2 separate regions of the Mus musculus genome follow, and region 1 is linked to region 2. Evidence: chromatin loops called from intact Hi-C (ENCODE). Cell type or tissue: heart. All regions are shown on one strand. Each heading gives the region's core, and the rest is flanking DNA. Links, peaks and the distances in the headings are about the cores only.

Region 1 (7,045 bases), core at 1,880-5,879, 260 kb before region 2:
CAGGCTGTCCTTGAACTTGAGATCTCTGCCTCCCCAGTATTAGGATTAAGGGATATGCTACCACACCCAGCAAATAGTTTTCATCATGAAAGAAATGACCTAAGTCTAGTGTACAATATTATAATTTTATGGTCTTAACCACTTTGCTCCATCTACCAAGTAGGAGGGGGCTATATTAGAAAGGGGTACCATGGTAACCTCCACTCACTTCTTTTAAAGAATCACTACTATAGTATATTACCAGACTAGTAGTAGCTCACCTCTCTAGTGTAATGAGATTTAAACACCTAACTTTAATAGATGCTCAAAATTCTTCTAGAAAAAGATACATTGTATAATTACAGTATCAATGGATTTAACATAATTTTTAAAAAATAGAAGGATTCACAGTTGTTGATGAGTTGGCTCAAGAGGTAAAGGGTATTTTTAATGTGTGTAATGCACAGAAACAGGATGCCCTGTCTACATGCCACAAATGTGCAGGAGTGGGGTCACACACCCCAGAACTAAAATTATAAGCAATTGTGAGCTGTCTGACAAGGGAGCTGAGAACTGAACTTGAGTGCTCTGAATGAAGCATGGATCTCTCTAGCCCCAAAGATTTCTGCAACCAAGCCTGGCCTGGCCTGAGTTTGATCATTGGCCCCAAATAGTGAAGAAGAAACCAGCTCCCAAAATGTCCTTTAACCTCTAGTTAAAGTGCCGGGGCTCTCTTACACTGATACGAAATAAATAAAAACACAAAAACCTTACCAGAACCCACAGCAAGACATTTATTATATCCCACTTAGCCTAAAAACTTGAATAATTTCCAGCTAAGATGGATATGTTTGAAAGAAGACACTACAATGAACTCCTTCCAAGGTTATAACATTAATTTGCATATATGTATGTCTGTATGTATAAACACATGCATATGCATACACACACACACACAAATTCCAAGATTATTGACTACAAGGGCTCTCAATAGTGGGGCTGAGAGCCCACAGTAACTGTACTAGCTTGGGCATGGTGGCTCATGCCTGTAAGCCCAGCCTGTAAAACTGAAGCAAGGGAATTACTCCAAGTTCAAAATCAGCCTGGACTACACAGTGGATTTGGGGAAAATTAAAGCTAAACTGAAATTAAGGAAAAAAAAAAAAAACAGTAAAATTTACTGATCTATTAATGACCTAAGGCAGCAGTTCTCAACCTATAGGTTGTGATCCCTTGGGGTGAGGGGTGGGGTCAAACATCACTTTCACAGGGATTACCTAAGACTACCGGTGACAGATATTTACATTACAATTCATGATAGTTGCAAAATTAATTACAAAATAGCAATGAAATGATTTTATGGTTAGGGGGTCAACAAAACATGAGGAACTGTATTAAAAAGTGGCAGCATTAGGAAGGTTGGGAATCAGTGCTCTAAGGCATCATTGTGACCACTTTCTATGGAAGAATTCATGTAATTATTCCTACTGTACAAATGAGACAACTAAGGCACACAGGAGTCAGTATCAGCTCCTGTGACCAGAAAAGCTTCAACTGGTATTCTTCAACTTTTTTTCTATCAGGATAAATCAAGTCTTGTCTTTGGAGAACTTACTCTCTGCCTACATCTCTACTGCCATAAACATCCACAGTCCAAATAAAAATGCACTAACCTTTGTGGACAACACTGCAGAGCTGAGAACACAGGTTCTAATTCTAACTTCTTCTGACACAAGATTTATCTTTTACAGGGATGAAGGAACAATCCTCCTCAGACAAGGAAAATGCTAATTACAACTGACCCCAAGTTGAGACACTTGTTACTGAAATGTAATTTTTAGTTAAAAAGCCACTGGATCACTGGACAGCTACCCACACTCATATTACGACTGCAATTATACATTTATAAACTAGAGCAGAGAAAGTGAATGGGTCCCAACACATACCTTAATTTGTACACTATATGACATGTATACAATGTCAAATTGTCATATTTGTCAATATGTAAACAAGTTCCTAGATGTCCAGGAACTTGCCTTGACATGAGTCTCTAAGATAGCCGGTGAGATAAGGATTGGACATCATCAGTGCATTTACTAACAAGACAACTTGCAAGAAACTTGAGCTCACTCAAAAATTAATTTCTGACCTAAAATTTCATGTGACAATTTTTGAATTTGTAATGTTTGCCTCACCTATACCTAGAGATACCACGGGTTTTTAAAATGCCGGGGGAGGGAGGGAGGGGAATAAAAACGAGGTTAAAATTAAGATCCAATTTTGATATGCATAATAGCAAACATAAAAATGCACCTGGCACTTTCTGACAATGACATGAAGAATGGCCAGATGCTTCCTGTTGATGAAACAGCAGAGGTCAACTGACAGAATCAGACGAGGGTTTTAAGAAACCACTGGAAACTCAGCTTCCTTCCAAAGCCATTAGCCCCAAACTCATCTTGAACTATTACAGATTAATCGCCCACACCCAAGAAACCCAGACTGAGTCAGGGAAGAGGCTAAGACTTACACATGCAAACTACATGTGCATTTTGTTTCGGCAAACACCTCACTTCCCACGGAAGTCTGAAGCGCCTAAGATGCACGTGTCCTCGTGAAGAAGGTACTTACAAGCGGGTCTTTACACGCTGATTATATGTGTACATCGTTAAGCATATGAACTGGAACTTTAAAATGTCTTGTCACTTGGACTATTTCCAGATATCAAGGCTACTGGTAAATTATAATCTCTGCAATGCTTAAGCATCTAAATGGCCATCTTTTAAAAAGTTAGAGGCCTCTCCCCCAAACTACAAGAATCATTCTTCTCATTCAGTTTGTCTTTCACAATATCTTGATTGTACTTAACATGCTGAATAGAAGGATGGGATATATCATGTTTTTTAAAAAAAGCATAATATACATACAGTGTTTTCCATTGGCTATGTGGCATATCACAAGACTGTCTGCAAAAATTGACTCAAGAATGTTTTCTGTTAAACTAGGCTTTAAAAAAGACTTTCGAAAGTGCAAAACAATGTGACTCTTGCCTAAGTCATGAGTTGACACGTTACTTTTCATTTTTGACAAAATAAGAAAAGCGAATAAAGGGATAAGAGCCATCAGTTCCCTTAAAACTTAAAAAGTCAGAGTCTGAAGGCCTAAGAGCCAAAAAGCTATCAGTTATATTTAAATTAATCTGGGTGAATCTCTGTGAGGTAGACTATCGTCTGCGTACTAAATTCGGTGCGTTTTCAATTCTGGGAAGGCCACTACTTCCCTAGAAAAAGCACACCACCGTTCTTTTTTACCCCCAGATAAAAATTACATTTCAGAAAGTAACTTGCCTGAATAGACAACAAACCACAGTGTCTGCAGAAAGAACTCTTAAAAATTACTCCCACGTTATGAAGCTCTCTTTCAGAAGTACTGTGGTCTCGCTCCCTGCTTTAAAGCAAATGTGTCTGCTAGACACAGTGGAAATGGGCTTAAAGCAAAAGCTTCAAGGGAAAAAAAGCCAGCAGGTAGGCCCGCTTTCCTTCGCTCTCATTTTGGAGATGCACACTTCAAGGCTAAGCCCGCGGCTTCAACGCCGTGGGAGAGGTTCACAACAGCACACTCAACACCGATCTGTGCCCAGGCAAGACATGACCGACGAAACTCGCGGCTTCTTTCCGCACCCGCGCTCGCGTGGGTTCCGGTGGCGAAGTCTCCGGGGCAAAAGTCTCGGCCACTGAGAATGGCAGGCTCCGTCCCTTCCGGACTGGCCCGTCTACCCTGCCCCGACCCGGCTGTTCGGGCCGAAACCCGAGCGCCCCGGGCTCCGCGGGGCCCAGCGGGGCAGCGCGGCCCGGCCTTCCCTCCCGCTTGTCGTCGGCCCGGCCAGGCCAGGCCCTCAGGCCGCCGAGACAAAGGAGCGGGCGGGGACAGCGCCGCCTCTCCCGCCGCCTGCCCCGCCGGCCCGGACCCCCACGGCCATGGCGACCCCACCGCAGACCCGACCCGTGGGGCCCGCAGGAGGCCGCGGCGCCTGACCGAGGAGGGGGCGGCGGCCGCCACCATGTCTGCCGCCCCTCCCAGAAGCCAAGCGCCGGGCGGACAAAGCGCGGCGGCGGCGGCGGCGGCAGCACGGACACCCAGGCCGACCCCGCCGACCCCCGCCAAACAAGCGGGGCCAGGAGCCCCGGAAACCCGGCGCCTTAATGCAATAAACAGGAAATCGCGGGGATGATCTGGGTTCCGGGGGAAGTGGAATTATTTTTTACCAGCGAAGAGATCAACTTCCACATCCGGTGGTAACAGGGCCCTACACAGACCCGCACTGACCTGGAAAAGCTTCGGGAGCGGCGGCGGGGGAGCAGCGGGAGGAGGTGCGGGGACCGCGGCGCCTCGGAGCCGTCAGGGCAGACGCGGCCCCGCCACACACAGAGCGCTTCGCTGCACAGGGCGCTATTTTCCGAAAATGCCGCGTCTGCTCGGCGCCCAAAATCCCCACCGAAAAGTCCCCGTCGGCGCGGAGGGACACGGCGGCCGAGCTCCCAGCATGCCTGCGGCGGCCTCGCCAACCCGCGCCCGTTTCCGCCCCACTGGCCCCGGGAGCGAGCCTGCCGCCGCCCTCCCCCAGCCCCGTTCCGGCGGGAGAAAGGGATGAGAGGGTCTGCTTCTGACTTTAAACGGGGAGAAAGGAAATAAGCCATTTCTAGCGTTCGGCCACACAAAGGCTGCGGCGGAATGATCCGCGGGGCGACCGCAAGTCCCGGCTCGCCCGGCGCCTGCGCGGCAGCGGGGTGAGCGCTGCGGTGGCCCTGTGCGCGGCTGGGTGTTCCGCGCCGCGTCGCGGGGCGGGATGTGTGGGAGTTAGGGGTGCGTGTGCTAAGTTCTCCCCCGGCGTGACACGGAAAGTGCCGGCATTTCGGGACGCTTGGAGCTTGGACTTGACTATGGGGTGTTCTAGCAGATTCCCGGCAGGCGGAAGGGCAGCCGGGTACCTAAGATTTAACTTACCGTGGTCCTGGAAGGTACCCGGAATCGCTGGTTGTGGGGCCTGTGCGGGAACAAAGGATGCCTGTCCTCTTCACCTGGTGTAAACTGGTCGTGTGTGACGTGGATGTTTCTGTGGCTTTTTTTTTTTTTAATGTTGTAATAGTGACGCTTTTCTCCTGTCTGTATTGTCAGGATTTTTGTTGATTTGTTTTCGAGGCAAGGTTTCTCTGTAACAGCCCTGCCTGACCTGGAACTGGCTTTGTAGACCAGGGTGGCCTCAAACTCAAAAGAATCCGCCTGCCTCTGCCTCTCAATTGTTGGGATTAAAGGCGCGTACCACCATGCCTAGTGACGTATTTTACTTTCAATGAACCAAGAGTTGATTGGGAGATGATGATTTGTGAAGGAAAAGCCTTATAAATTTACTTCACATGCGATTTTCAAAGTTCCACTTTGATATATTTCACCGAAAAGTCCACTACCCGTGGAACTTTTGGCGTCAGGTATCTAGGAATGAGAATATCGGAGACAACCGAGAATAACCTAGGAGCAAAATGGCTTAAATGAGATCCAAATTGTTTACAGACTTCATTTGTGTTTGTGTGTGTCTGTCCTCAGATAAGGACACTTGCCCTTATTTTTTGGTTTTTCGAGACCGGGTTTCTCTGTATAGCCCCTGGCTGTCCTGGAACTCACTTTGTAGACCAGGCTGGCCTCGAACTCAGAAATCTGCCTGCCTCTGCCTCCCGAGTGCTGGGATTAAAGGCCACCACGCCCGGCTGCCTTTCTTATTTATATAGTGAAAGTTTGTAGCCAGTGTAAGACATAGCAAAGTAAACAGAATGGGGAGAGCATAGTTCATGTTTTTTCTTTTTATTTAATATTTTATTTCAGGGGTTTTTGGTTAGGTTTGGTTGGTTGGTTGGTTTTGAGATAGGGTCTCGCTTTGTGAAGCTCTGACTGCTCTGGAATTCACTCTGTAGACCAGGCTGGGCTCAAACTTAAAGAGGTCTACCTGCCTCTGCCTCCCAGGTGCTGGGATTAGAGGGGTGTACCAATACTGCCAGCTCTTATGAATTTTTTTAAATTGTTATTCCTTTCCATAATATTTTGAGTAAATAGTTAATTGCCTTAATTGTGCTATAGCATCTAGACGAGTATACATCATCAGTGGTTATGCCAGAAAAGCTGAATGTGGTGTGATTGCAGGAATATTCCCCTGCCACAAACAGACACACACAGTAACCTTACAGAGGAATCAAATAGCTATATAAAAGTTATATAGAAATCAGAAATTGGTGAAGGCCATCCAGTCGAAGGGAACAGTAATGCAGAACTAGAGAGATGATTTCGATCATTCCCAGAAATGGACCTGTAGAGGTTGAGTGACCTCCTTGAATGTCTCCTTAATGAGTTGGTGTTTTTGACTGGTAGCTATTCAGTAAAAACGCCCCAGGCATGGAGAAGCAGTAGTTTGGAAAACTGACTACACAGGTTGAGGTAGTCACAAGTAGGAATCAAGGAAATCACAACTGCTTGTTAGGAATTTGGAGAATGCTTGACTGGATGTGAGAATGCCTGAAGGAGATGTCAAGGAAGGTGACTCAAGTTTGTCAGAGTACTTGAGGGTTGGCAGTGTGTTCACTGAAAAAAGCAAAGGGAGAGGACTGCTAGGGAAGATGAAGCTTCTGTGTGACCATGGAAAGCCTATGGGCCTGTCTAATCAGCTCTGTTCATTCCTTCAGCAGTGCTGGAGTGCCCATTCTTTTTCTCTCTTTTGAGACAGGGTTTCTCTGTGTAGCCCTGACTGTTGTCCTGGAACTCACTTTGTAGACCAGGCTGGCCTCGAACTCAGAAATCTGCCTGCCTCTGCCTCCCAAGTACTGGGATTAAAGGCGTGCGCCACCACTGCTCGGTGTGGAGTGCCCATTCTTATAGTCCTGTTCTGTGAGCTAGAGAAGATAAAAGTAGCAGCTAAGAACATGGCTTCAGCTACTGTTGCTGGTAAAAGGAAGAACAACTAGAGTTTTAAAATGGATGAAGGATAATATCCTATAATAATTTCACAAAATGAAAGGGTAAC
Region 2 (7,045 bases), core at 1,010-5,009:
TTTCTTTGTTTTCAGATATGAGCTCAAATGTACGACTTTTTTTCTTTTTCTTTTTCCTATTTTAAGCATACTGTTGTTTCTAAGAACAGTAGGTTTGCTTCCAACATCTCGCCTGCCAGTATATCTACAAAATGACCCATAAGCAACCTACAGGAGTCCAAGTTGTCAACCACCATTCTGACCATGCCTTCATCCCTCCTTTCTTGAGAAAGCAGCGGAGTCACGTGACACTTGGCTTTACGTTGTGCTGAGATTGTCCTTCCCTGAACTAGTAAATGTTTAAATTAGTATCACCTGGAATTGTTGTATTATACCATCAATAGCTGTTTAAAAGGAACCAAATATTTCCAGTTTAAAAAATAAAAAATAAAAAGAACACAAGATCCAGGGAAATGGGTCAGCAGTGAAAACACAAGCAGCCACAACTAACAGTATGCTGAGAAATATGGTACTGCAGAGGTAGGTTGTTGCTTATGACAGATTATAGCTGATGATATGGTTCATAAGCCTTTGACATTAGTGTGTAGGAGAAGTTTGGAGGTTTGGAGGAGCAGTCTAGAGAAAGCCTACCATGCTATAAAAAGAGCTTATCAAGGCCATTCTGGGGAGAGAACAGAATAGCGGGATGCTGCCCTCAATGCAGATAGTAAAAAAGCAGGCTCATGAATTTGCAGACGGAATGATGACTCTATCTGGAATTAGGCTAAATGCACCATGCTGTACCATTCTGGTAAAGAACTTGTCTTCATTTTGTCCAAACTCTGACCCTGTGGGAAGCTGAGTTTAAAGGACTGAAAGAGGCAATGTCCGGGTAGCACATTGTTCAGATTATCTCACACAGGTATTAATAGATATTTGTAGTTAAGATTTATGCTAAGAATCAAAAGCAAAGCCACTACAAAAATATTTGGAAATCTTATAGTTTGTTCAGAAAAGGGACATGTTTAAAGTCGCAACCAAGGGAACCTATTACCAACTTTCCAAACCTTAAAAACAAAACAAACAAACAACAACAAGACTCTTATTCCTCAGCTGGCTAGGGATTTAGCTCAGTCGAGCACTCGCCTACCATTTATGAAGCCATTTGAGCACGGTGGTTCATGCCTACAATCCCCACGCTACAGTCAGACAGTCAGACTCACTGTTATTCTTGGGGAGCTCAAGGGCAGCCAGTTTCAGACCCTGTTTGGGGGAGGCCAAGTACTTCAGGGACCATACCTAAAACAAGCTTGCTAAATAGGTCAGTGGTGGCACAAGCCTTTAAGCTCGGCTCTTAGAGGAGGCAGAGGCAGGGGGATCTCTGTGTGTTTGAAGTCAGCCTGGTCTACAGAGTGAGTTCCAGGACAGCCAGGGCTACAGAGAAAAAAAAAGTCTGAAGAAAGAATTAAGACAACAACAAAAATAGCATGCTACATAGGTAGCCGTCATTACCCTTGTATCCATGACATCCATCATTACCCAGGTATCTTCTGAGCTCTTTAATAGCAACCACAGTGTGGACTTAACACTTTGTATGTTCTGTTTGGTTTGGTTTGTTTTCTTGAGACAAGATTTCTCTCTGTAGGCTGTCCTGGAACTCTCTGTAGACCAAACCGGCTCCAAACTCAAGAGATCCACAGACCTCAGCTTCCTGAGTGCCCAAAAAATGTGGGTTTATCAAGAGTAGATGTATTACTGTGCTAAATATTGATTTACCTTGAGAAAAATTAGTGGAGCTATGGTATAAGTACGTAAACATTATTTCGTATTAATCATCTTAAGTTCCCTGAAATGAGTTAAGCTTGACAGCTAAGCTAGAGGGCCGAGACATTTACATATCCTGTGAGTTTTCTTTGGACCTAAATGACACTTGTCTGGTTATTCAGTTCCTGCTTTAAAGATACAAAGTAAAGCTACTGTGCTGTCATTCTCTCCTCAAAATACTTTTTGAATGGGTTCTCTCCGAATGCTGTCCAGCAAAGTTCCTAGAACGCCAAAGGCTACCTTAAAAAAAAAAAAAAAAAAAAAACTGTTTGGGGCTTAAACCTTCTCCATGACCTTTTCAAGCCCAGAGTGACAAAGCAGTCTTTCAGAGAAGTGATGGTTTTTAAGTAATAACTACATACACAGTTTACACAACAGTGTGCAAACAATACCGATACAAATTTCCCAACATCAAATGTCAGAAAAGAAAGTGAACAGAAACAAAATCTAAAACACTGAGAGTTAGCTTCTTGGTCACACATTGGAGCTCAAATTACTTTGATCCCGAATTTTAAAACATTATTTCAGCAAATATGGGTATGTGAGCGCATATTTGTTATTTTTTTCTCAACCAGACTTTGACCCTTTTAGACGTCAAACTATTCAAACCTCTCATTTCCCCTTTAAAGGTATTTTAAAGTATACCTATATGAAAACAAAAGCATAATACAAATCCCATAGTATAATCACATGTACCTTACATAGAAGGCACTATCTGGGAGTGAAAGGAAAGTATATAGATATTCATATGGCTATAGAGAGAAATGTATGTGAGCGCAGTCAACAAAAGAGCAGGCCAGAACGCTAACACCTGGAACCCTGTTCACACCGGCCCCTCCATCCGCCTTTTTCTAGGCAAAAGGCAGCAGTAAGATTGGGCTACACAGAGAAGCACAGAAGTGAATTCTTTGAATTAAGAAGAAAAGATGCCAGCACAGTGAAAAATTATAGAGAGGGCTCCAGGACCAAGGAGGAGGAAGCTCCCCACCCACTCCTACCCCCGCCCGCGGGTTTCTCCCAGGGGTTGGGCATTTCGCTGGATTTCGGGGGCTGGGGGCGGGTGAGGAATGCTGGGACTCAAGGACGAAGGCAGTTAACCGGGCCCGGGCAGTGGGAGAATGGGAAGCCAGGGTAGAAGGAGAGGAAGGGGGAGGTAGGGAAGGAGGAGGGATGAGGGAAATCCGGAGGAGGTTAGAGGGAAAGGAAGGGATGGAGGGGGAGGGGGAGGAAGCGGGAGGAAGGGGAGGGAAAAGCGGAGGGGAGGGGAGGGGAGTGCGGCTCTCACCAGTCCGAGCAGGCAGCTCCAGAGCAGGGCAGCCGCGGGAGCGTGCAGCGAGTGCAGCAGCCCCATCCCACGGGCGGGCAGCTAGGCTCAGGCTGCGCTGGCGGCACCCGGACCTCTAGGGTGCAGCCCCGACTTCCTCTTCCGGTCCCTCCCGCGAAACGCTAGGCCGGGACTCTGTGGGTACTGTCAGCTCCTGGCAGAGCCGTTTTAGCTGCGTAAATCCTGGGTTCTCGTTCGGTTCCCCCTAACTGCGGCCGCCGCCCATTCCAAGCCACTGGAGCTTCGGGTTTCAGTTTCCTTTCTGGCCTCTGCCACGTAGCCTCGGGGCGATCTTCGTAAATACGGAACCCAGACGAGGCTCCTCTCCACACTTGGCAGCACAAATCAAAACTCTTCCTCTGCTGCTAAGTTTACGTCACCTCACCCTGTTTTCTCTGTCCTTGGTTTCTCTACTTTCCCACCCGTTAAGATCCACAGACCCTCCAGGCGGGCAGTCTCTGGGGAATACACTCTTGGTGTTCCCTTATCACTTACTTAACACTTCCTCCCTAAAGAGGGTTTCCTAGTACACTTCATCTTAAGTACCCCTTAATTCACTTTCATGCTATGATTTATTTGTAACCTTCATAGCTTTTTTTTTCTTTTTGTTATTTATTTATTTATTTATTTATTGCTGTTGTTGTTCTTGCTTTCTTTGGAAACATCCTCGACTAGTACTGAACTCACTTTGAAGATGATGGCCTAGAACTCAGAGATCTTCCTGTATCATAGGCATAAGTCACCATGCCTGAGGTTTTGGGGGTCCCTCCCCCCATTTTCTTATACTCATCTATGTATCTCCCATGCTGCTATCCAGTTAATGGAAGGATCCCTCTTTGCTCTGTTGACTGCTGTGTCCTTACACACAGAATATCCAGTGTATACTAGGTTGTCAAATATTTGTTGGATGACTATTTAATACCAAACACTGAATAGGACAGTGTTCCTGTTATCCTAAAGGAGGGACACAGCAAGGACTACAGATGTGTGAGCAAACACTGTTACAAAGCAACCTTTCACAAGGAACTCCACAAGGATCCAAGGGAGGTAAAAATAGGGCACCAGGAAGAGAAAAAAAAAAAAAAAAAAAAAAAAAAAACACCAGCCCTAGCTGAGTATAACTGACTATTACCTTCTGTGCAAGTTAATTTCAGCTAGGCAAAGAGGAAGGAAGCATTAGTCTGAAAGCCAAGGGAGGCAACTACAGAACTACAGAACTACAGAACTGGACCTTGGCTGAAGTTAGGAGAGGGGGAGAGTGAGAAGAGGCAGAGGGTGAAATAGTTGCACAGCTTGGAACTTGAGACTTCCTCATTGGCATCTTCCTGGGGGAATTCCTGAAGGAAGCTCTCCCACAGTTCTGCGTGGGTTTTTTCTGTAGTTGTCTGTCCCCTGGCTTCCCCCTCTGGTCCAGTTTCAATCTATTTGTAACCCTACCAGCTGTAAGAACCCCCTAGACAGAAACTGCCTGTCAAGCATTGTTGCATTTACTCTCAGCCACTTTTAGAATCCTTCTAGGACACTGATGTTTAAGCTAATCTCCCCTTTCCACTGGGATCCTAGATACTTGCTCATCTGATGAGAGCAATATATCTGGATTTTAAAAACATTTCCAGATTTAATATACAGCCAAGCTTAAAAACCTTTCATTATTTAGTGTTTCAGAGTGCTGGCCTGGACCACGGCTCCTGACTGCAGTTTCAGCATCACCATCCAAACCTATTGAATCCGAGAATCAGAGAATGAGCATTCCAGAGACCTCATACTGCTACCTCAGTTTAGCTCAAATAAATCTTACTCCTGACCTTCTAAGTTGTCTCAGGGGAACATTTATACTCTTAAGAGCTTCTTGTTGGATGAGAATTCCTAAAATAGGACACGAAAAAAGGAAAAACTATACAACAATAAAATCAAATTCACTTCACCAAAATAAAAACCTCTGTTCTTTGGAAGATATGTTTTTTAAATATTTATTTGTGTGTGTACTTTCATAGACACCTACATGAGCTTATGTCTACTATGTGTGTGCAGGTGTCTACAGAGATCAAAAGAGGACACCAGATCCCAGAACTGGAGTTCTAGGTAATTATTGATTATAAGCAGCCATGTGGATGCTGGGTATTGACCCCAGGTCCATCTCCTGAAGAGCAGCCAGTGCTCTTAACCACTGAGCCATCTCTCCATCCCCTGGAAGATATTCTTAAAGGAATAAAGACCACTGTAGACTGGGAGAAGACAATCATAAAGCATCTATATATAAACAAACACACACACACACATATATAAACATATATGTATTTATATGTTCATATATATATATATATATACAGATATATAAAGAACTCTTATTATTCAACAAAAAGACCAAAAACTGGAAAAGGAGTGCACAAATTCCATGGACCTACAAGAATGGATGGAATGAAAATTATGTTGCCAAACATCGGTTACAATGTGGAGGAGCCAGAATTCTGGTGGCGATGTAAAGTAGCGCAACCAGTTTCACACACGGGCTTTTCTTGTCTAGTTAATCATACCCTACTGTACAACACAACCATTCCTTTTTTAGTGATGGACCTAAGAGAAATGAAAGCAAATGTTTGTGAAGACAGGTCCACGAAGGTCTAAGTGGCCCTGTGATGATCCCAAACTATAAGCAACCTGCTGTGGGTTGGATGTAATTTGTCCCTGCAAGGTTCATGTGCTTGAAGGTTTGGTCCTCAATGGCTAGGGTTGAGATGACAATATCTGCAAGAGGAGGCACCTGTAATGTCTGCTATGCTCATCCATGAGGTCATTGGCCGAATTCCTTCTTTTGTAAAGGCTGAATCAATTCCATTGTGTGTATCATAGTTCAAAATCCATTGTTTCTCTTTGTTCAACTATATACACAATACATAAGTGTGTATAATATGTATATATGTATGAATAATTTTAAATCCAGGTTCCAAATATGTCTTTCTGCATCTGGCTTATTTCACTTAATATAATGATTTCCAATTGCATCCATTTGGCAGTAAATGGATAATTTTATAATGCAAAAAATTTCCATCGTGTATATGCATCATACTTTTTTTTTTTTTTTTTTTTTTTTTTGGGTTTTCGAGACAGGGTTTCTCTGTATGGCCTTGGCTGTCCTGGAACTCACTTTGTAGACCAGGCTGGCTACAAAATAACTTTAAAAGTCCCACAGTCTTTACATATTAAAAGTTCAATCCTTTTAAAATATCCAGTATCCTTTAAAATTCAAAGTACTTTAAAATTCAAAGTCTCTTAACTGTGGGCTTCACTAAAAAATTTCCTTTAAGAGGAAAAAATATCAGGGCACAGTCACAATCAAAAGCAATATCAATCTCCAACCGTCCAATGTCTGGGATCCAACTCAGGATCTTCTGGGCTCCTCCAAGGGCTTGGGTCACTTCTCCAGCCATGCCCTTTGTAGCACACGCGTTGTCCTCTAGGCTCCAGATGCCTGTACTCCACTGCTGCTGCTGCTCTTGGTGGTCATCTCATGGTACTGACATCTCCAAAACACTGCATGACCCCTTCAGTCCTGGGCCATCAATTGCAACTGAGGCTGTACCTTCACCAATGGCCTTCCATGGCCTCTCACAGTGCTGAGCCTCAGCTGCTCTGCATGACCACTTCATGCCTTCAAAACCAGTACCACCTGGGTAACTCTTACACATTATTAAGTCCATCCACAGCACAAGGTACAACCTTGGCTATCTCTGGGACACAGCCTCTGTGGTCTCAGAAAACACTTCCCAGAAGATTTCACCTCAGTGACACTGGTCTCTTCTTAATCACCAGTAATTTCTTAGCTCCAGCTAACCAGCATCAATAGTCCCAGTAATGCAAAGGTTTTACTTTAGTAGTTCTAGTATCTTGTTAATCACAGCTGATTCTTCAGCCCCAGCTAACCAGAACCACAGAATCTTCACAATCCAAAATAGCAATGGCCCTGAAAAGAGTCTTTAA

The links. Hi-C counts contacts between places; a loop is a spot of excess contacts. Peaks named below come from ENCODE experiments on the same cell type or tissue, not always from the same donor. Only the 100,000 strongest peaks of a DNase experiment are listed, where the experiment ranks them.
Region 1: it touches region 2 in a loop (4-fold over the local background); 1 of 42 quality-filtered maps calls a loop at or near these places.

Annotation. Positions count from the first base shown.
Region 1 is chr2:126,671,051-126,678,095 of GRCm38, forward strand. Gabpb1 (GA repeat binding protein, beta 1) reads right to left here and starts at 4,542. Exons shown (of 9, transcript NM_001271468.1): 1 at 4,306-4,542. A630026N12Rik (RIKEN cDNA A630026N12 gene) reads right to left here and starts at 4,237. Exons shown (of 1, transcript NR_166192.1): 1 at 1-4,237. In heart, for the core only: no CTCF peak of the experiment used is centred there; DNase peaks (open chromatin) are centred at 4,251, 4,601 and 4,761; H3K4me3 peaks cover 3,694 bases; H3K27ac peaks cover 2,672 bases.
Region 2 is chr2:126,929,919-126,936,963 of GRCm38, forward strand. It overlaps Sppl2a (signal peptide peptidase like 2A), which reads right to left and starts at 3,317. Exons shown (of 15, transcript NM_023220.2): 1 at 3,029-3,317. The coding sequence starts at 3,094. In heart, for the core only: a CTCF peak has its summit at 3,144; a DNase peak (open chromatin) is centred at 3,183; H3K4me3 peaks cover 1,974 bases; H3K27ac peaks cover 2,116 bases.